2 separate regions of the Homo sapiens genome follow, and region 1 is linked to region 2. A link is an interaction called in ENCODE POLR2A ChIA-PET data of the cell type or tissue named here. Cell type or tissue: MCF 10A. All regions are shown on one strand. Links, peaks and the distances in the headings refer to the core of each region. The heading gives the core; the rest is flanking DNA. Region 1 has its middle 79 kb from the start of EPB41L4A-DT. Region 2 holds the start of LOC101927023 (a long non-coding RNA gene).

Evidence for each region. Peaks named below come from ENCODE experiments on the same cell type or tissue, not always from the same donor. Only the 100,000 strongest peaks of a DNase experiment are listed, where the experiment ranks them.
Region 1: POLR2A ChIA-PET joins it to region 2 with 11 read pairs; 2 of 35 experiments call an interaction of 5 or more read pairs at or near these places.

What each region holds. Positions count from the first base shown.
Region 1 is chr5:112,497,192-112,500,113 of GRCh38, reverse strand. No RefSeq gene overlaps it. Among named protein-coding and RNA genes, the nearest start is that of EPB41L4A-DT, 79 kb to the right of the region's middle. In MCF 10A, for the core only: no CTCF peak of the experiment used is centred there; no DNase peak of the experiment used is centred there.
Region 2 is chr5:112,227,627-112,230,548 of GRCh38, reverse strand. The region is part of intron 12 of EPB41L4A (erythrocyte membrane protein band 4.1 like 4A); the gene reads left to right. It overlaps LOC101927023 (a long non-coding RNA gene), which reads right to left and starts at 2,266. Exons shown (of 4, transcript NR_110559.1): 1 at 2,197-2,266. In MCF 10A, for the core only: no CTCF peak of the experiment used is centred there; a DNase peak (open chromatin) is centred at 1,708.

The DNA of each region.
Region 1 (2,922 bases), core at 152-2,651, 270 kb before region 2:
TTATGTATCAATACAACTATTAAAAAATAAGTGCTGTCTAAAAGCCATGCCAGGAAGCTATGGCAACATGGTAGTGTCCTCAGGAAACCTGATGGGACAGAGGTCTGGGACTTGATTCTTTAGCCCAGTTGTCTTGCCACTCTCATTCTAGAAAGGGAGACTGGCTTAAACCAGAGTGTGAGGAAACAGGATCATGCTCATAGCACTGGTCTGATAGTTTTAGTCATCCTGGGGTACTTTTATTCCACTTACTTACTGGCCTTTTAAAGTAAGTTCCAGGCATCCACCAGTATTTGCAGAGAAGTGATCTAGAGAGAAAAACAGCACAGGTAATTTGATGCCCAAGCTGGAGTGATATAAGCACAAAACTATAAGGTAGGGGCAGGTAGTTTGGAGGCCACAGGGTACAGCAGTAGAGAAGGTAGAGGAAGGTCTAAATGGCCCAGAAGCCATCTCCCTCTCCATGGGAGTTGGTCTGTCCTCTCCTTGATAGGATGGGACAGGGAATCAAAGTCCCAGGTGCCTTCCAGCAGTATTCAAGGAGAGCTGGGACTGGGAGTCTGCTGGCCATATGGAAATAAAACCAGTGGAGAGCCATGGTCTCCAAAGGTTGTTTGGCATATGCCAGAAATACACACAATGATTTCTCTCTTCTTGTTATTGTTGCTGCTCTTCTTCTTCCTTCTTCCTTCTTCCTTCTTTCTTCTTCTTTTTTTTTTTTTCTTGAGACAAGATCTCCCTCTGTCACCCATGCTGGGATGCAGTGGCACCAACATAGCTCACTGCAGCCTCAAACTCTTAGGCTCAAGCAATCCTTATGTCTCAGTCTGTTGAGTAGCTAGGCCTACAGCCATACGCCACTATGCCCAGCTAATTTTAAAAACTTTTTGTAGAGATGGAGATCTCACGATGTGGCCCAGGCTGGTCTCAAACTCCTGGCCTCAAATGATTCTCCCACCTCATCCTCCCAAAGTGTTGGTATTACAGTTCTAAGCCACCAAGCCCAGCCTTTCTTTTTTTCTTTGAATAGCAAGAAATAAATGCCAGTAATCTTATTTATATTTATTTACTGACAAATAAATTTAAATTTCTTTATAAATAAATAATTTGTATATTTATATATACTTATTTTAAAATAATTTACATATATGGGGATTCATATACAATTTTAAAATTAATAGAGTGTGCAGTCAAAAACATTTGAAAAAAAGCATTTGGAGATCACTATTGTATAAACAGTGGTAACTGCATGGCAAACTTCTATCTCCCTTTTCCTCACAGCAAAACTTCTGTTTCTTGTGCAGAACCTTATCCCCTACCCTTAATAGGAGTTAGTTCATGATCTAAGTTCTTGCCAAACAGAATCCTTGAATTAAAGGGAAAGGGTCTTTCTTTTTTCCTTGTGAACATGAGCTTAAGGATTATGTGACTCTATAACTTTCTGGGAGTATTTTTACCAGCAGACAAGCAAGCACTTGTCCAAGAATGAATAGAAGAAAGAAAGTAAAGGTAACAAAAAGAGAAGGACAGATCCTTGAATCCAAATGTATATGAAGCCAGTTTTGCCTTGCTGAAGCTCCCATACTAGACCATGAAATAAGTCCCAACAAGTAGAAAAAGGATTGAAACTATACAGAGTATGTTCTCTGACTACAAGATAATTAAGTTAGAAATCAACAAGGAAAAGATATCTGAAAAATCCCAAAACACTAGGAAAGGACATAGCACTGATGTTGAGGCAGGAGGCAAAAGACTTTTCCTCCCATGTCTCTTTTCTTCTGTGAGGGAGATTACACCCAGAAGCACCTCACATCTTTACACTCTTTCTCATGGACAAGAATGAGTTCCCATCCCATTCCTAAGATTAGTTGGCAAAGGACAATGAGATTATGGTGACTGGCTTAGAGCAATCATTGCTCATGTCTTGGTTTAAAAATAGACCCATCTTCTCTGAGTATATTAATCTTTCTTGGCAAAATAAAAGTAAGTATTATTAGCAAGAACAGAAGAAAGGGGAGAAGGAAGGAAGCAAGGAAAAGAGAGAGACGGAGGTAGGAAGGAAGGGAGGAGAAACTATTGAGTCAACTAAAACAGTGTCCTCTATAATATTCTAGTTTCTTTGAATAAATTTGCTGTATTTCTGTTTTTTTTTTTTTTTTTTATGGTAAACCAATCCTCCAGAATGCTGTTTGGATGGATGAAAAACATGACAAATCATGAACAAACAAACAAATATAAATTCATGTTTTATTATATTTATCTATATATAAAAGAAATAGGTGTCAGTTAATTGTTTAACCATTATACATTGATGTTTTAATGTATGAATCCTGAACTTGAAAGACAAGTCTAATACTAGCAATTTGATCTAAAATAAAAAATTCCTACTGTTTTCATTGTAAAGACAAGTATAGGGTGATTTTAAAATAACTATTCCAATTTCAAAGTACCTTATTTGCAGAAATAACAAAGATTTTAAAATAATACATGAAACCATCGAGCAAAGTTGTAATGAAGTTCTTGAAGATGACAAACTTGCTTTTGCTCAGTGGCAACACATTCTGAGTTTCATAGAAGTGATTTGTTGGGCAGCCACTGGGTTGTAATTGAAATCTCCATGTAATCAGGATTATAGGACATAATTTTGTCTCTTACAAAGTAAGAAATAAAATAATTGGCCTAGTTCTGGTCATGAACATGGGGACTCTATTCTGCAGTTGGGTGGAGTGTCCTACAAATGTCAATTAGGTCATTGACATGCTAATAATATCATTGAGATCTTCTAAGTCCTTACTGATTTTTCTGTCTGCTTATTCCATCAGTTACTAAAAGAGGAATGCCAAAATACTCTTCCTCTTCTTTTTTTTTTTTTTTTGAGATGGAGTTTTGCTCTTGTCGCCCAGGCTAGAGGGCAGTGGTGCT
Region 2 (2,922 bases), core at 245-2,744:
GAATAGACAGTTCTCAAAAGGAGATGTACAAATGGCCAACAAACATGTGAAAACATGCTCAACATCACTAATGATCAGGGAATTGCAAATCAAAACCACAATGAGATACCGCTTTACTCCTGCAAGAATGACCATAATTAAAAAATAAAAAAAATAATAGATGTTGGTGTGGATATGGTGAAAAGTAACACTTTTACACTGCTGGTTGGAATGTAAACTAGAATAACCACTGTGGAAAATAGTATGGAGATTCCTTAAAGAACTAAAAGTAGAGCTACCATTTGATCCAGCAATCCCATTATTGGGTATCTGCCCAGAGGAAAAGAAGTCATTATATAAGAAAGACACTTGCACACGATATTTATAACAGCACAATTTGTATTTGCAAAACTATGGAACCAGCCTAAATGCCCATCAGCCAACAAGTGGATAAAGAAAAGTGGTGTTTATATTACTATGTACACTATAGAATACTACTCAGCCATAAAAAGGAACAAAATAATGGCATTCGTGGCAACCTGGATCAGGTTGGAGACCATTATTCTTTTTTTTTTTTTTTTTGAGACAGAGTCTAGCTCTGCCTCCCAGGCTGGAGTGCACTGGCGTGATCTCGGCTCACTGCAAACTCTGCCTCCTGGGTTCACACCATTCTCCTGCCTCAGCCTCCCAAGTAGCTGGGACTACAGGCGACCACCACCATGCCTGGCTAACTTTTTGTATTTTCAGTAGAGACAGCGTTTCACCATGTTAGCCAGGATGGTCTTGATCTCCTGGCCTCGTGATCCATCTGCCTTGGCCTCCGAAAGTGCTGGGATTACAGGTGTGAGCCACCGTGCCTGGCCTGGAGACCGTTACTCTAAGTGAAGTAACTCAGGAATGGAAAACCAAATATTATATGATCTCATTTTTAAGTGGGAGCTAAGCTATGAGGACACAAAGGCATAAGAATGATATAATGGACTTTGGGGATTTGGGGGAAGGGTAGGAGGGGGTGAGGGATAAAAGACTACACATTGGGTACAGTGTACACTGCTTGGGTGATGAGGGCACCAAAATCTCAGAAGTCACCACTAAAGAACTTACTCATGTAACCAAGAACCACCTGTTCCCCTAAAACTATTGAAATAAAAATAATAAATAAATAAATAAAAATACCCCACAAGAGTTATTTAGTGGAGTAGGAATAGGCAAACGTTTTTCACGAAGGGCCAGATAATGAATATTTTAGACTTTGCAGGCCATGTGGTTTCTGATGTAACTATTCACCTCTGCCATTTGTAGCACAATAGTGTCACTGAAAATATGCAAATGAATAAATGTGATGTGTTTCAAAAAAAACACAAAACATTTGTATATAATTTTTTAAAAAGTCGTGATGGGGGTTATTACTTTTTGTTAGTTTGTATCATTAATTTATACTAAATGAGTTTTTACTTTAGAAGACCTTTCTTTTTAATTCCGAAGTTAAAGTAATTCAATCAAACTAGATGACTAGTCCCCTTAACTTGCATCCCAGTTGTCTGTAAGTTTAAAAAGCATGTTTATTCACCTCTCAATCAGGAGTAATAAATGCCCTGGCAGCTAAAAAGCCATTGTGTTTAGAATTTGCCAAGTGCAGGCCCTGGCACCTTTATGAGGAAGTACATTCCAGAATCAAGTGCCCTGCACCCAGCTGCCTGCTTCCCCACCCAGAGGAGGTCAGCATCAGGGCAGGCAGCCAGAGCATTCCTGCAAGTCTAAACTGCCTCAGAGGAGCTTGGGTAAAGCCAGAAAAGGGACGGCAGGAGGAAAAAGTGCCCTCCTGTTACAACCCTCTCTCTGACAAGTTCTTGGCAACTCACACAGTTGGATTCCTGTCAAAGGAGATCGTCTCTGCTGTAAGTAGGCAATGAAGACAGAATATTTGGATATAATTCATAATTAGCTATAAGAAAAGTAATGGGTGAAGCCATTTGGGATGGATACACAAGGCTTTGATTATCTGATGCAGCATTTTAAGTTCTTAAAAATATCTCACTGAACACACAAATACTTGCAGCATAATCTTTGAACTATTGCAAAGCAAGATAAGATGACATTTTTGGCATTCCCATTCTGCCTCTGTGGAAGGGGCTGCAAACAGAGTGCATAAGGGGTTGTGAAAATGATTTCTGAGAGGATGGTTTGTGCACAGTGTGCAAGAGGACAGCTACTTACCGCTTGGACCAAGCCAGTTGTTTCTGTGCAGCGGAGTGGACCTAGTGTTGATGTATCTTCCAGTGTTTCAAGAGAAGTACAAAATCTGGATGTTCATGTGAACTTCCTAGAATTTGAAATACTAGCAATTAATTTTATTATAAGAAGACTTTGTGTGCTAAGTTAAACATTTCTGATCAACAGATTTGGCTTGAGGGCTGCTTCCCTGGAAACTCTGTCCCTTGACAGAGCTGGTGTGAGTGGTTGATCTACCATGTGACAGGTGACTCCATCTGCCCTGGGGCTCACACTATGTTTCTGCAGCATCCTCAGCAATCACGACTATGTTTGATTCAAACACTCCATTACTCCAGACGTGAGCACTTTGTAGTTAGTAGGTCAGTGGGCCAACTCCAGGGGATGATGGTGCCACACAGCTCTGGACCCCCCATAGTGAATGATTCCCCTGAGGGTAGCTAACCAGCATCTATTGTTGACCCAAGGTAGGTGCAGTCAAAGCAGGGAAGACAGAGAAATTATTCGATATAATGAAGTACAGTTTCATTTGATGAAGTATAGCTCTGGGCTGCTAAGAAATAGCAATGTCAAAACAATAGTTATTTATTGAACACTTCCTCTGATTGGCACATTGTGTCAGATGCAAGTCAGCAGAACCTCAGTGTGGCTTGTGGCAGTCAAATCTGTGTTTTGAAGGCAGAGGAAAGGTGAGTTATCTGAATAGAGACG